Linked DNA regions of Homo sapiens: region 2 is linked to region 1. A link is an interaction called in ENCODE POLR2A ChIA-PET data of the cell type or tissue named here. Cell type or tissue: GM12878. All regions are shown on one strand. Each heading gives the region's core, and the rest is flanking DNA. Links, peaks and the distances in the headings are about the cores only.

Region 1 (8,256 bases), core at 1,271-6,270:
TCTTATTTGAGGTAAATTGAGGACCCCTGAATGATTGACTATAGGTGAATGAGATATATTTTGGTTTTCCTCTTGGATAAACCATCACTGCAGATATTTGTCAATAACTGATGCTTTCTTTCATTAAGTTTGCTGCCTTGAATACCCTTTCCAGTTACTATGCTTAATGGCATATAGAAAATCAGTTTATCTTAGCAGTGAGAGTACAGGCAGATGTATTCTGTGCATTTATTTTGGCCTGATTAAATAGGGAAACTTACTGGGGAGACCAGGTAACTTTAATGGGAGGGTGTCTGCTGCTGGGAGTGAGGAGGTGGCAGGAATGATAAAGGTGCTGAAAGGAAAAGGCTTGGAAAGGATGAGTTCTCCCCTTTCTGAAGCTACTCTCCTATAGACCTTGGCTCTTCCTTTCCACAGAACGCATTTTTCATTCATATTTTTTCTACCTCTCAAATATCACTTTTTGTTTCCTGTTGAATCCTAGGATCATTTAAAAAGTTTTAGGGAACTAACAAAACATTACCATTAACTTTGAGAAGCAATTTCCAACTGTGCTGTGTTCAGCGGTTGAGCGTGTTTACTCCCCTAAGTTAGAGCCAACTGGAAAGAAGTGATTTTTGTCAAAAGATTTTTGCTTTTACTAAGAGTCGTTTAAAGAACCACCTTTTTTTCTTTTTTTATCAACAACAAAAAAAGATAGAATGAGGTTTATAAGCCCTGTTAATTAGCTACAAAAGCAAATTATCTCCTAAAGTAAAACTACAGCATCCAAGGTGATTTAATCACATCTAATTAGAAATAAAAATAAATCACTATTTTTTAGGACCTGATGTATAATAATGAAAAATTAATCCATTTAATGGGACGTTGTCATCTTCAAACTTGTAATTTTGGTTAATAATCCAAGGGAGCTGCTTTAAGTACACCATGAAAAAGGCAGTTGTGAAATTCTAGGCAAATTGACAAATTTCTGTCTGTTCTTTCCTTTGCCCTAATGTAGGTTGTAGGAATAAATCAGCTTGTTTGATTTATCTTTGGTGATGGTTCTTTCAGGGGTAAAAGTCGCGATCTCATTTAAAAAATTATAGTACATCTTTCCATGAGATATTAGAGTTCGGAAACTAGAAGAAAATTATAAACTTTCTTTATGAAGCAGTCACGTATGTATATTTTTCTTTTCAGGTTCAAGAATTGACCAAGGAATGGACAAATAAGTGGAATGAAACCCAAAATATTTTGAAAGTAAGGACTAGAAAAATGTGTTTAGTCTTACTATGGTGGATTAAACTGGTAAAACTTTTTTTTTTTTTTTTAATCTCCAAACATGGCAGTTGTATACTTTGTTAAGGTAAGATCACTGGAACCAATTAGTGACTTTCATGGGATGGGAGTTCTGGTTTGATTTTGAAGAGTGAGAAAGAAGGCTATTAGATATTATAGCTGTGTGTTTTAATATGTACAGGTTATATTGATATTTAAGATGTTTGCCTTTACTTTTAGGGGTTTTTCCATTTTTGACTCAGCACATATTAGAACTCTATTTAATATTCAAGGATATTCACTTTGTTTTTCTGCTTTTGTTAAAGCCAATATCAAAGCAACATATTAAATGAAAAAAATATTTCCCGTGGCAATATTATAGAATATGCTTGCAAAGCACGGCTAGATTTCAGAAATTTCAAAGCTAGTAATTTCCTATCAAAATATTTTTCTGCATGTCTCAAGGACTAGACTGGGATGGCCTGTGTTTCTGGCAAGACTTGCTGTGAAAAGATGTCAGCAGTAGCCTCCATTTATCATAATGCTTCAAAATACAAGTTTCTTTTTGTTCTCATTTTTTGCTGAGTTGGCAGACAACCTCTGTCATCTGTTGAGAGTCAGCCATACCAGGTTTGAGACACAAATTTGAGTTTTGTGCTTTGATGGTATCTGGCTGACTTTGTGCACAAGAGAAAAGAATTCAGAGGCTATTCAATGTGAGGTTTGTTTTTGACATCTGTTGAGGTAAAACTTTCCCAAAGAACAAAAATCTCCATCTGATATTGATGAGACCAGATAGATGAGTCTTGGCAGAATGTCTTGGCAGAATCCTAAGGTGGATCACCTTCATGTGAGAATGGCACACCTAATTACTGTTTCACAGGGTAAACTTCTGCAGCCTTGGATTTGCAGGTGAGTTCTGCATCTGACAACTGTTTCAGAATGCAGGCTCAGCATTATATTATGTAATGTTCTCCTTGCACCATTTAGGCAACTTGGCTTGACCAGGTGTTAGAAAGATTGTATCTCATGAGATCAGAGGTTGTGCTTAAGTTTAGATGGTGGTAGGTTGTGATGGTCCTAGAGATGGCCTTTCCAGCTTCTTATGTACTGCAACAAGTGAGGGTTTCTGCATTCAGACTTTTCTCTTCTCCTGATTACAATGATAATGTCATATTATTTTGAGGTACTTCTGCAGTATTTTCTTTGTTGAGAGATTTTTGTGCAGGAAACTGAGCAAATACTTCGTTCATATTTCAGAATAGTCAGATGTGGAATAAGTTCACCAAATATGTGACTTTGTTGTTGTTTAAGTTGCATTCCCTGTAAGAGGTGTTGGTGCCTCAGCCCCTGAAGCCCAAGTCATTTGACTTTTCATGCACCATGTAATGTTGCTCTGGAAATTTGTCAAAGAGGGAGGACTAAAATCTACTTTACTTAAGGAAAAAAAAAGAAATCAAACCGTTAGCTATTTGAAAAGTCCTTAGTATACATAGTGCCCATTAGCACAGGAGGCAATGCTGCAAGAGGTGAAAAGATGGAAGCTCCGTCTCTTCTGCTGCTGCGGCAGCGTCCCTCCATGTCAATGTAGTAGGGCTTTTATAATGTTTCTGTAAAGGGTATCCACACCGAGAACTATGACAGCCTGAACTTTTTCTTATGCTTTTTCTCAGAAGGTGATTTTGGGTCCTGAAGTTAAATTCTCCTCCAATTCCAATGCTTTTTTAAAAAATAAGTCTAACTATTTTCTTTTTTATGACTTTTCATAGGAGAAGGGAAAAATGTGATGCATGCTAGGTGTTAAACTTTATGAGAAAGGAGAATGCTATTTCAATGTTTTTCCCTTTCTCGATCTTATAAGCCTGTTTTAGACTTTTCTGCTAGTATTTGTGCTTTAAACCTGTAGTCATTTTCTGCTCGTGTTTGATATTTTAAGGGCTGCCTTAAACTCTTATTGGAAGACAGTGCCTGAAGACTAAGGTGAAGAGGAGAGCTACTCAAATGTTTTTATGAAGACATTCTTTAGAAATTGATTGTTAGTTGATGGGTTTGTATCTGTATCCTTTCCCGTATTTCTGCTGTTAGCGTTTTACATCAGTCAGTCATTGTTCCAGTAATGCGCATAAAACCCACCCCAACTCAGTGGCAGTTTCCTGAGCTGTGTGCTCATATTCCCTGTTTGAGTTATGAGCCATGAGGTTGGTTTATTGGCATATATCCTGAGGAGTGGCTGTACAAACCCCCTCTCATGGTGGGCAGGAGGCTGAAGTCAGTGGGTGGGGAGAAGGTCCATTGAAGTCAGAATTGCTCTTGAAAGTTCCTTAAATTTCCCTGGAAATCACCAGATCCTAAGCTCTTGGATACTCAAAAGCAGGGAGTGACTTTGTTCCCTTCTTTCTCTACCTAGTCGGTGGCTTCCCTTGCCCTGCGTGAGTGGAATCCACGGTCCTGTTGAATGAAGGTGGAGGGGAAGTGAAAGACTGTGGGGTGGGTGTGAGCTCTGACAGCAGGCACTGACTGCAGCAGAGCTGGTGGCAACATGGTCATCGTGGCTGGAGCCTTGGGCTTTGATCTGCAGAACTCAGAACTTGGATGTTAGTCTTCAGTTCTCTTTCTGACTCACTGGGTCATGGCACTCATCCATAACTGCCACGTACCCTACTTCCCAGCTTGGAAATCACAGCGGATGGCAACCTCTTCCTTATATCCAAGTTAACAGAGGAAGACATCATTAAGTTCTGAGTTATTTTGAAAGTAGTTGACAGTAGAACATGTGTTTATCTTAATGAGGCAGGTCTTAGACAGTTAGGTAATGAGAGAGAGTTTTATTATCCTCTGTACTGTACTCTATGTCTCCACTCTCTTGCCCCTTAGTCTGCCTTCCTCATTTTTATTACTTTTCATTTTCTAAAGTCCAGACTTCTTTGCCTGGCCCCTACAGGCACTAATCTCCTTGTCGGTATCATCTGTCCTAGCACAGTTCTTTCTGTGCCCACCACCCCTGGAGTCCCCGCCCTGCCAGAGGCCCTGCTGCTGGTTGGTGTGTGCACCGGGGCTTTGGGTTTCCTGGTGTCTTGTGGTCTTTGCCTGTGTTACTCCTTCATTCAGGATGTGTCCCCTTTCCGTTCCTCTAGCAAAATCCATCTTGAAGCCCGCCTCCCCCGATCACTCCTCTTCTCCCCTACTTCCCAGTTAGGATGAATTTTCTTTTCCTTTGTGCTTCTGCAGTATTTGGTTTTGCTTCTGCCACAGGATTCTTTGTCCTCTGAGTTAGGTGGTATTGGTTTCTTCCTCTTTCTGCCAACTCTTACACACAGAAAAACAGGAGCAGGATCTGGCCAAGGACTGTCTCATTATCATTCCGCGAGCCAGCTCCTAGCACTCTGCTTCTCACAGAGCAGGCATGCGGTGAGAATGTATGGGATTAGGTTAGTATCAAGAAACAAAAATAAAAACCTTTGTATTAATCTGCTAGGGCTGCCAAAACAAAATACCACAGACTGGATGGCTTAAAAAACAGACTTTTATTTGCTCACAATTCTGGAGGCTGGAAGTCCAAGATCAAGGTGCTGGCAGATTAACTTCTCCTGAGGCCCCCATCCTTGGCTTGCAGATGGTCCTCTCTTGTCTGTGTCTTCATATGGCCTTGTTTTTTGTGCCTGCAACTTGGTCTCCCTGTGTGTATCCTAGGTTCCTCTTCTTTTTTGTGTGTTTTTCTAAATTTTATTTTTGAGATGGAGTTGTGCTTTTGTTGCCCAGGCTGGAGTGCAATGGTGTGATTTCGGCTCACTGCAACCTCTACCTCCCAGTTTCAAGCGATTCTCATACCTCAGCCTCCTGAGTAGCTGGGATTACAGGTGTCCACCACCATGCCTGGCTATTTTTTGTCTTTTTAGTAGAGATGGGGTTTCACCATGTTGTCCAGGCTGTTCTCGAACTCCTGATCTCAGGTGATCCACCTGCCTCAGCCTCCAAAGTGTTGCAGGCGTGAGCCACCATGCCCTCTTCTTATAAGGACACCAGTCAGATTGGATTAGGACCCATCCTAATAACCTCATTTTAATCCCCTTAATTAATTAATTTTAACTTAATGAAAGGCTCTGTCTCCAAATACGGTCACATTCTGAGGTACTAGGGGTTAAGGCTTCAACATGAATTTTAGGGTGTCGTAATCCAGCCTATAACAACAGCCCTGAGCCATACAAATCTGATGACCTAGTGGGCAGAGTGACAGGGAGTGTTGTGCAGGCGGCGGTCCTGTCCCAGTGATGCTCTTCGCTATGTTTTTCTTCTTACTTTCTCATTCCCACTAGAAAGGCTCTTGTATGATTGTGCATTTTTATTCTCGGAGGGAATATGGCTGAAGTACAGCTCAGTCCTTCATTTGGATCCGTTAGATCCTTGCTGTTTAGAGCATAGCATGGATAGCAGCATCAACATCACCGGGGAGCTGGTTAGAAACGCAGGCCCTCAAGCCCAGCTCCAGACCTCCTGGATCAGAATCCGTATTTTATAAGATCCCCAGGGGACGGGTCTGTACCTTCAAGTTTGAGTGCTGAATTTTTTTTTTTTTTTTGAGACAGGATTTTACTCTGTCACCCAGGCTGGAGTGCAGTGGTGCGATCTTGGCTCACTGCAGTCTCAACTTCCTGGGCTAAAGTGATCCTCCCACCTCAGCCTCCCAGGTAGCTGGGATTACAGGCATGTGCCACCATGCCTGACTAAGTTTTGTATTTTTTATAAAGATGGGGTTTTACCACATTGGCCAGGCTGGTCTTGAATTCCTGGGCTCAAGCAATTCTCCTGCCTTGGCCTCCCAAAGTGCTGGGGTGACAGTGTTGATTTAGACACACTGAGGAAATGCAGAGTAGTCTTAGGCTTCCTTGTCCTCATATCTGTTCTTCTCCTTCTCCTGTTCTGCCCTGTCTCGTGGGCTGACCCCTGTGGGCCGCCCTTTTCTGGGCTCCTGGATCCCTGTGGAGATTGGAGAGAGAAACCAGGCCCTCCCCCTTCAGCCTCGCCTAGCATCCCCAGCAGCAGGTACCTCTTCTCCAAGGCCCCAGCTCCTGCAGCAAGGACCAGCCCATTGTGGTAGCAGTTCTGCCAGGTGACATAGCCTTGCCCTCGGGAAATACTCCCTCATGCCTTTGCCCCTCCTGCCTAGGGTGATGCTGGTCTCTGCTGTTGCCAGTTTGTGGGTGGCCTTACTGTTCCTAATGGCTTTCCAGCTGTTCCTTCAGCTAAGTAACCAATTCTTTGTATTAAAGTCCCTTGGATTTAAATACTGAAACAGTTTCTGTTTCGTGGTTAGGCTTTGTCTGATACATTTGATACCCAAGTGTGTTCCACATGCAGGCTCTGGACTGCACTGCCAGCACTTCAGAATCTGCTCCATTCACATAGGAAGCTCTCTTCTTGGGTTTTTCTGGTCTCTTTGTTAGAATGCTGCCTCAGTGTGATTTTCATCCTGGCTAAATTTATCTCAAACTGCAGTGATTCTCTTGGAACTGGGAAGTTAGTGTTGTGATAAATCCAGCCTTGACATCAATGGATTCTTGAGACCCTTCATATCGGTTTCCCTTTTGCGTGGCTACAATATTGTGCTGACTGCCTGGTGTTTGAAGTGGTTTACAAAGTGACTACTCAATCCCCCTGCCCTGTGTACCTGTAGGCTTGGCTTTTACAAGTCCCCTATGTTTTATTGCTAATGATTTTTTTGAAGTGATCCTTTAAGAGGAGGAATCCCCAGTTTTTTCTCCATTCCTGTGTTCTCCTTCCCCACCCCAGTCTTTATGCCCTTTTGGGTTTATCTGTCCTGCATACGTTTTGGTTTCTCTGTTCCAGCGTTTTATGAACAATTAAAGAAAAATGCTCAAGGTATGTCATCTGGCTTCCAAATAACTCCTTGAGCTCTGTGCTTCAAAATAACGCACAGACAGTTTGGACTGCAGCGCCAAGCTGGCAGCCCTTTGACAGATGGTGCGGCAGAAGGGAGAGCTGCCTCTGTGAGTGTCTGTCCAGAGCAGAGCTGCAAAGTGGTCCTCGCAGCCCTGAGGGTGCTGTTTGAATCCTTCCAGCATTGGTTATTCTTCTCATTTTTTAATCAATAAGGTCCCTTTTGTTTTTGCTGAAAACGTATCCTTTGATGGCTCCAATGTCCGGCTGGCTTTGGTGTTTTCATTGCCTGCACAGGGCTTTTGACTGTGGTGTGGCAGCGGGTGGGAGAGGAGAAGCAGGCGCTCACATGCAGATGCCTAGCTGGAGAGGCTTTTCCTTGGAAAGTGAGCAATTTGTATAAGTTGGATTGAAGTTGTTTTATTTAGACTTTAATTATGTGGAATTATTTGGTGTCTTACACACTTAACAATTAATGTTTGTCGAAAACTGAATTTGGAGGATGGAGCATATTTGAATCCATGTGATGATGGGATCCTAATGTAAATGACTGAAGTTTAAATTGAGCTGGCGTCTTGATATTCCTTCTCTGGGGGAGTAGGAGAGGCAGGATACTACAGGGCCATGGCAGGGGTGGATAGCACAATGATGAAAGATAACTTGTAACCCTTTCAAAATGTTTTGACTAACAAGAAATATAGTAAAATGAAATTGGGATTCTTTTCCGGCTTAAGATGTTCTGAGTTTAAATTTCATGGGGAGGCATGCTTTCAACCAGCTTATATCTGTTTTATAATAGAATCAATCCACTGAACTTTTTGTCTCCAGAACATTATGGCAACCTATAAAAGATTTTTTTCTCTGGCTGCCTGCAGTTTTCCATTTTGTGGAGAAGATGTGTATTGGGAGTGTAATGGATTCGGAAGCAGCTCTCGTAACTGGGGCTGTTGCTCAGCAGGCTTGTAGGCGGGTCAGGTTTGTGGAACAAGTTTCCTGCGGTCCTCTGGATTCCTGTTGTCCAGGGCACTGAATCCTCTGGTTTCTGGAAAACCTACAGACAAAGCATGGGAGAGACAACATTTTTTGTGGCCTCTCTCGTTT
Region 2 (8,256 bases), core at 1-5,000, 250 kb before region 1:
ACCTTAGAACAGTCCTGCCTCATGAAGGAAACAGCATTAAATGCAAAGTGTGAAGATAGCATTCCCTTTCTGTTTTCTCAGTAAACAGTAAGAACAGCCTTTATTTAATACTGAATGAAGAAAACTTGTGGAATCCCTACTAGCAGCAAAATAATATATTCATTTCTTAAAAGGATACAAAGATCAAATTTAGATCCTGCCTGGGTCTCATTTTCTTCTAATACCCAGAACAATCATTGTTACCATTAATACAACAGTCATCTACTAGCTTCTGTGATCTAATTTTACTTAACTTTTATTGAATGGTTCAATGATGTTGTATAATTAGCTCCTCCAAAGTAACACTAGAAAAGCATCCTATTACACAAGTTTATAAACCTTAAGTGTGTTCTAGACTAGAAGTCATTTGATGATAGGGAGATGGGTCAATCAAGAAAGCATTATATACACAGAATACAAATAAAAGTTTATTGTACAAAATTAAGGCCTTCGTATTTCATAGTTCACCAAGGCTAAAGAAACACTGGATAATTTAAGTCCTTCACAAAAATTTCACTTTTACTCCTCCTCATCTCTAACTATTAAAATGACCCAGCCAAATGTTATCAAAACAAACACTGTAAATAACACCAAGTCTTTTAAAGACGACTATCCCAAATGTTATTTCTTGGCATAGGTGATCTTCATAGCATGGGACGGTGTGATCTTAAATCCCTGTAAAGCATCCCTGGCAGCTCCAGCCTGCCCATCATTTTCAAATTCAACAAAAGCAATGTCATGCCTCCCTGGTACCAGACGTACTTCCTTGAAGCCAGGGAACCTATAAAGAAGAAAAACAATTCATGTATACAGCAAGTACATAAATGTTTGCTTTGTGTTAAAATTTGTTAAGCAACTTCCTAATACTAGTCCAAGAAAAATAACCATACTCTAACCAAGAATACTGAGTAGACGGAAGAGCCTCATGTGTAATTAATACCATGGAAGAACTGCAAGAATAAACTAATTCTATTTTATATTATATCAAAGCTTTGTTATTACATCAATCAGAGTTAAGAATTCAAACATTAGAGGAAATTTAGCTTTGTATTTGCTAAATCGGCAAATTGGCTCCAATTCATGATTCATCCCAAACCAAATCAATGAACCTGTAAGGAATTACTGCTGTGTGATAAATGGATTCAACCCACGGAAGTACTACTTGTCCTGTGAGGAAGCTCTCAGAAACAGACTTATTTATGAAAAAACTTACTGATTAAACAGCATGGATAACATCATCTCATTAGTCTCTTCTGGTAAGTTATTAAGGAATAAAATATAGTTTGGAGGGTAATCAGGGACCTATTAAAAAGTAAAAAGGCAAAGTTAGCTTGTAAGTTTAAACAGCATCGTAAGCTAGGCATGTGAAATCTTACTATATCAAACAATAAAGCTGAAAAACAATGACACTGGAGAAATAAATCAAAACCTTACAGTAACTAAGCAAGGCAGACATTCAAGTAAAGACACTGAAAGTCTGGAAAATTACAAATCTCTTAAGTGTTTAACAGTATATGAAACAATTATGTTTTAAGCTTCTGGAGGTGAGTCGTGATTGGAGAATTTTGTCACCTGGATAACATAATCAAAGATCTTAATAAAATTAGAGATGGCCAGCAATGTCACCCCTCCGTAGCTGGTTACCACACTCAGTATCACTCAGATACTCAATTCCTCTGTACTGTTACTACTTCCCAGCATACTAAAAAAAAAAAAAAAAATTGGAACTAGAAAGATTACCACCGAGAACCACTGCTTAGGGACTTTTAATTTACTTATTTTTGGCAAATAAATGAGATATACACAGCATCTAGTTACATACAAACAAGCAGTAACAAACACTTAGTTTATTAGATATTACTCATTTGATATCCCACCCAGAGGTTATGGGGAACTAAAGAAAGGGTCTTCTATATAAGAAAAGAGCTCTGTCTTCCTGCTACTGTCATAAAAGAGAAAAGAGCAAGTATAAAAAATAATTAGTGAACAACTCAAGGCTTAGAGGATTAAGTGCTGGCATTTGTGAACTGGACTATAAATGCTGAGGAGATAAAAAACCCAAGTAACTTAAAACAAGAGGAGAAAAACCTCAGTGGTACAGAGAATTCTATGGATTTAAGGATCTTGCCAGACCCCGCCATCTGGAAAAAAAAAAGTATGAAACCATCAGCACATTACTGAGGCCTTCTCTTTGAGGTATGTCATGGGGAGATTTAATACGGAGTTTCTAAAACATTTGTACAAGGAGGCTTAAAAAAAAAAGGCTGGAATTTATTTGTGTTCAGGAAGTGAGAGCAAAGGTTAACTATAAAACTATGTGCCCAAAGAGTGTAACACTGTAGTGTTTCAACCAACTGGAATGGAAGAGAGCCCCTGACCCTGCCAGTTACCCTTACCCATGCAACTGTGTAAAGCTTTAGGTACTGTAGAGGAAACCAAAATGTTTGCTCCCAGCCCTTAGAGTTTAAAGTCTGTCATTTTGATTCTGTCATTGATTCATTATGGAAAACAAGAAATAAAGTCAGGTGTCGTTTTCTCTCTCTAAAAAAGAATTAAAATGTTCTTCAGGAGTTGAGTTCTTACATTGCAGTGGCAGACAATTTAACGCACTGTGTCTTGTAGATGAAATCATTTTGTTTTTGGAGACATGGAAATTGTTTTATACCACTGCTGTAATTTTTACAATCTTATTTTAAGGTAAGCACGACATGGAAAAAAAATTACCTGAGGATTTGGTGTTGAATTTCCTTGGGTATTAGCTGAATTTGGAGTTCCCTAAGCAAAATAAATAGGGAGAGTTTAAATATCCAATCCCTCCAAAAACGCAGCAGGTATTTATATTTATAATTACTGCATTAAAAATAACATTAATTCCAAGAGATATCCTTCTTACTCCATTTAATTTTACTTTAAGAATTTATATCTTAACACTGACTCAAACACTCATGTTCTTAATTTGTCGGTTATTTTTGTTAAGACCAGCCCTAAACTTTAAATAGTATATTATAAAATTTAACCTCTTAGCTTTAAAATTATGGAGAAATATATAAGAGAAAACCAAGGCCTAGTCTTACTTTTAAAAACAACTGGACATAAGTCATTTAATAAAACTGACTTTTAATCACTTTCAATCCAGAAGTAATTACTTTTTGGTGAATTTCACTTTTTTTTTTTTTTTTTTTTGAGATGGAGTCTTGCTCTTGTCACCCAGGCTGGAGTGCAATGGCATAATCTTGCCTCAATGCAACCTCTGCCTCCCAGGTTCAACCAATTCTCCTGCTTCAAGCCTCCTGAGTAGCTGGGATTACAGGCATCCACCACCACGGCCAGGTAATTTTTTGTATTTTTAGTAGAGACGGGGTATCACCATGTTGGCCAGGCTGGTCTTGAACTCCTGACCTCAGGTGATCCACCCACCTCAGCCTCCCAAAGTGCTGGGATTATAGGCATGAGCCACCATGGCGCCAAGCAGTTCATTTCACTTTTATCTGGTATTTCAAATTATATTTTGCATTACTGAATTGTTCAAAGAAAGACACTGTTTTTTTTGTTTGTTTTTTGGGTTTTTTTTTTTCTTTTTTTTTTTTTGAGACAGAGTCTCACTCTGTTGCCCAGGCTGGAGTTCAGTGGCACAATCTCGGCTCACTGCAAGCTCCACCTCCCAGGTTCATGCTATTCTCCTGCCTCAGCCCCCAGAGTAGCTGGGACTACAGGCACCCACCACCAAGCCCAGCTAAATTTTTTTTGTATTTTTAGTAGAGACGGGGTTTCACCGTGTTAGCCAGGATGGTCTCGATCTCCTGACTTCGTGATCCTCCTGCCTCGGCCTCCCAAAGTGCTGGAATTACAGGCAAGAGCCACTGCGCCCAGCCAGAAAGATACTTTGAGTGAAGTACTCATGATTAAAGATAATAACTACAGTATTATTTATAGGCAGCAAAACTTGAGAAATAAACCAAAAGGTATTAACATATTTTAAACAATGATCGAATTAAATGCCATGCAAATATAAAACTGCTTAATATAAATCTCCATGTTAAGGTTTATATTTTGTTTCTTAATACTGAATTTTATAAGTCAACCATTCTAGCTTCTTAAAACCACCTTTTAAACACACATTTATGCACATATACAGACAAGCCTAAGATCATTCCTTACCTGTAAGACAAGCATCTATCAAGTTTTTAACACCAATACAAACAGGAACTTTCTTGGTCTTTCTTACCTGGCCAGGCTTTTTGTTTGTGGTTGTTGCAGTCTGTTCCACAGTTTTGGCTTTTTTCTTTTCTTTTTTCTTTTCTTTGTCAGCAAAAGTTCCACGCATTTTTGATATTATATCCGAATCTGTTTTTGCATACTGTATTCGCTGTTTTAATTATTTGAAAACAGGTTACTTCTCATGCTGAAGGATGTTTACACTAGTCATTAATATTTCAAATTTCATTACGCAAATACACTACAAGCTAATTTTAAACATATCCCTAAGAAAATCTGTCAGAATATACTGAGTGCCAAATGGAAGTAAACTGTGGGCTATAATTCATAATTTAGACAAAGTTAGATTCAAGTGTGTTTATTAGATTAAAAAAACATATATTTTCATGTGAGAAACACAGGACTTTGAAATATCTGTACCACGGCTTCTCTCCATTTAATCAAAGAATAGAGAAAACTGCATTGAAGTGTTAAAGGAACAAATGAGTGGGCTCCACCAGCGGGCTTTGGAATCCTGAACTGTTCAAATCTCCTCAGTGCCTGAGGATCTGGCTCAAGATCAGCTATTCTAATCCAGAGGTATTCAACAAACAACATATAAAACAAACAAAAGCAAAACTGCTCAGCTTGACATAGAACTGTGGCTCCAGAGCCCACTGGAGGCCAAATGCCCTTTCCTCTCCAAACCTACCCTCACCCCACAGTCACAGAGGGAGCACCTAGGGATGCAATTTGAGGGAGCTGGTGAAAAATAAAGAAAATCGCCATTCTAGACTAATCCTGTTTTACAGATAGAATAGGCCCACAGAACACTAGGGCTGGTTTGGCAGAGTCCCCACAGAACAACTTTTCTGGCAGAAAACTAGATGGAAAATTTCTTTTAAACCATTTTTAATGAGTTTATTTGAATTTTTTTTCATTTTTTAGAATTCTAAACATCATAAATGTGAGGATTTAAATAAAACTTTTTTGCATCGTAACTTTTTGGATGTACAGCTCTGAGTTGTAACATTTGTAAAGATTAATGTATCTACCACCACAATCAGGACACAGGGCAGTTCTATCACCTAAAAATCCCCTCATGCTTCCCCTTTGTTACCCCACCCCTCCTCTTCCAAACACTCATCTGTTCTCTGTCCCTGCTGCCCTTTCCAGAATGTCACATAGATAGGATCATACATGATATAACCTGGAGGCTGCCTTCCTTTACTTGGCATAATGTCTTTGAGATTCATCTATGCCGTTGCTTTTAACAGCGAGTAGTATTTCATCGTATTGATGTACCAATTTGATTTACATCATTCAATGAAGGATACTTGGTTTGTTTACAGTTTTTGGCGATTAGGAATAAAGCTGCTATAAGCACGTGTGTTTAAAAAAACAGACACACACAGAACAAAAACAACAACAACAAAAATGCATTGGAGAGTTGCCTTCCCCTTACCAGTGACTCTCAATAGAAGCATTGACATGTGTCGCAGCTGTGGAATGTGTCATATGGAATGTTACTTCCAATAGTTAAAAGTACAGAAGACTGGGAATGACTTTCCTTTGAATCTATCACCTTTACATGAAATGACTTTAACAGTGGAATCAACTTACTAAATTTTAAAATGTTTTAAAAGGAAACAAAAGAATGGAATCACAGATAATGTGACTGGACCACTTGCATATGCCTTTCATGCTGGCACCAAGAGGCAACAGTTACAACAGGGAAGGGTTCAAAAACTTGTCCAAGATAGTATTTGATCAATTATAGTTTGCATTCCAAATGCCTGGAAAGTAGGTAAAAGCTCTGATGTAGTAGGTCTGGGCAAACCTGGGATTCTGCACTTGTAACAAGCACAAAGAAGATGGTAATGTTATTGGCATGGGGACCACATTTTGAGTAGCCCTGGCTTAAAGCATTATCACATAACTATACTCAGCGCCAATGAACTGTCTGAATATTTCTGCCATAAGTTAAACCGTTATCTAGGTAGGACTATCTGCAATCTCCAACCTCCATTTCAAGCAAACTCTTCCTCCTTGGAGCTGAAAGAATTATTGCCTCTCTGATCAAAATGCAATAATCCTACAAATTACTACTTTGTAGTAATCTGTACAAATTACTTTGTATACAATAGGTATGCAAAATTTTATTGCCTCGTATAACAAGAATTTGATCTTGATCTGAAGAGAACAAGAAACATTTTAAAGTAGTGTGGATTACAAAGCAAAGAATTTGTCAAAACCAAGATCAGTTCTTCCTCTTCCTTTACTTCAGCTAGAGATGACTACACTGGGGAAACAAGAGGGGAGGGAGTAGGCCTAAACCCACACCTCAGAATCCCAGGCTCTTTCTGGCTGGTCTGGGCTGCCGTACCACAGTGGCTCTAAGTGTGCTTATCCCTGCATGCAACTCTGCTAGTCTTGCCATCATCATCTAACCAAAAGGAGACAGGCTGAAGGGTTAGACTAACTTCTGACTTGGTCCTAAGGGTTCCCTCACAACTCCCTTGGCTCTGCAACCTCGTGCCTGACCTGAATAGATCTTCGGTGACCTGATTTGTCTGTCCTTATGACCTAGTCACCTGTGAAAACACCTGATCTCAGCAATAGCTCTTAGCTGGCTCATTTAAACCAGTGGTTCTCAACCAGAGGTGATTTTGTCTGTCAGAGCACAGCTAGCACTAGCTGGAGACATTACTCGTTGTTATGCTACTGGCATCCTGTGGGTAGAGGCCAGGGATGCTGTTAAACACGGGGTAATGAACAAGACAGCCCCCTGCAACAAAGACTCACTCATTTCAAAATGTCCAAAGTGACAGGGTTGAGAAACGCTAGTCTAGGCTAAATACCTATTAGAGATAAAAGTCTAACCACAACTTAGAGAAGGGCAAGATTTACACTTATGCCAAAGTTTTCATGACGAAGCCCTTAGGAAGACAGTTCTACTTTATTAAGGTACTTTTGGCATTAACTAAATGCCCTTGAATCAGAGAGAGTAATTCTGTTCTGAGTTCCAAGTTATAGCAAATTTTGTTCATTTCTGATCGGTATGTTGGAGTTAAAACAGAAGAGCAACTACAACCACAGTAAGACATAAACAAGACAGCCCAAAGAACTCTATTTCCCCTCTTCTAAGATGGAGATTTGGCAGTATCTGTTACCTTTCTGTAGGAAAAGAATAGACCTCCCAAAATGCTTCAATATAATAATCAATCTAATACACTTTCCCACTAATTTTAAAAAATAATTAGTTGGCAAGGTGAGGCTGGTGCCCAACACAGCAAACAATTTCCTTTCCTGTATCTGAGTAACAGACACATGCAAACTTGTCATCTCAACTCAGCAAAATAGCTCTAAACCCTCTATGGGAAGAAACTGTACTTTCAAGTTAATATAATTTTAGATGTAAGCTAAAACCCAGGCCCTATGCTGCTGCCAACTGAGATCTCAATTATGGTGTTTCTTTATACTACTATGAGAGACCGCCTGGTTTCAGGAAACACCAATATACTAAAAATTACATTACATAGGTACCATCCCACAGTTTCCTGGGATAGGCTTTTCCACAAAAATGGTGTCCAGTCAGCTGGGAAGTGATGGGAAAAGGAGAGCTGGATAGAGGATGAGAAGAACTTGCTCTAATAACAGAAAAAAAGGTGCTGAGGCTTGAATTAAGCATCATGGTATAAAACAGGGGTCCTCAAACTACTGTCTGTAGCCAACACTGCCTGTTCTCATCTGGGACTGCTCTTCCTGCTATAAAAGCAGAGTTGAGTAGTAGTTGCAACACAGATTATCTGGCTTGCAAAGTGTAACATATTTACTATCTGGTCCTTTACGGAAAGTTTGCTGACCTGTAATGCAGAAAAAAAATCACAATACTAGCTGTTAGATTAGTTGTCAACTCCTGAGGCTGCCACTGGTTATATTACTATAACCTAGATGAACAATTAAACTTTCTATGCCTGTTTCTTCATCTGCAAAATGAATGGGTTAGATCAGCGGTCTGTA

Evidence for each region. ChIA-PET counts read pairs that join two places held together with the same protein. Peaks named below come from ENCODE experiments on the same cell type or tissue, not always from the same donor. Only the 100,000 strongest peaks of a DNase experiment are listed, where the experiment ranks them.
Region 2: POLR2A ChIA-PET joins it to region 1 with 7 read pairs; 2 of 35 experiments call an interaction of 5 or more read pairs at or near these places.

Annotation. Positions count from the first base shown.
Region 1 is chr20:16,487,277-16,495,532 of GRCh38, reverse strand. It overlaps KIF16B (kinesin family member 16B), which reads left to right. Exons shown (of 26, transcript NM_024704.5): 12 at 1,183-1,242. Among named protein-coding and RNA genes, the nearest start is that of KIF16B, 82 kb to the left of the region's middle. In GM12878, for the core only: no CTCF peak of the experiment used is centred there; a DNase peak (open chromatin) is centred at 3,762.
Region 2 is chr20:16,733,410-16,741,665 of GRCh38, reverse strand. It overlaps SNRPB2 (small nuclear ribonucleoprotein polypeptide B2), which reads right to left. Exons shown (of 7, transcript NM_003092.5): 4 at 4,265-4,405; 5 at 2,764-2,814; 6 at 1,253-1,341; 7 at 1-820. The coding sequence ends at 661. Among named protein-coding and RNA genes, the nearest start is that of SNRPB2, 7.5 kb to the right of the region's middle. In GM12878, for the core only: no CTCF peak of the experiment used is centred there; no DNase peak of the experiment used is centred there.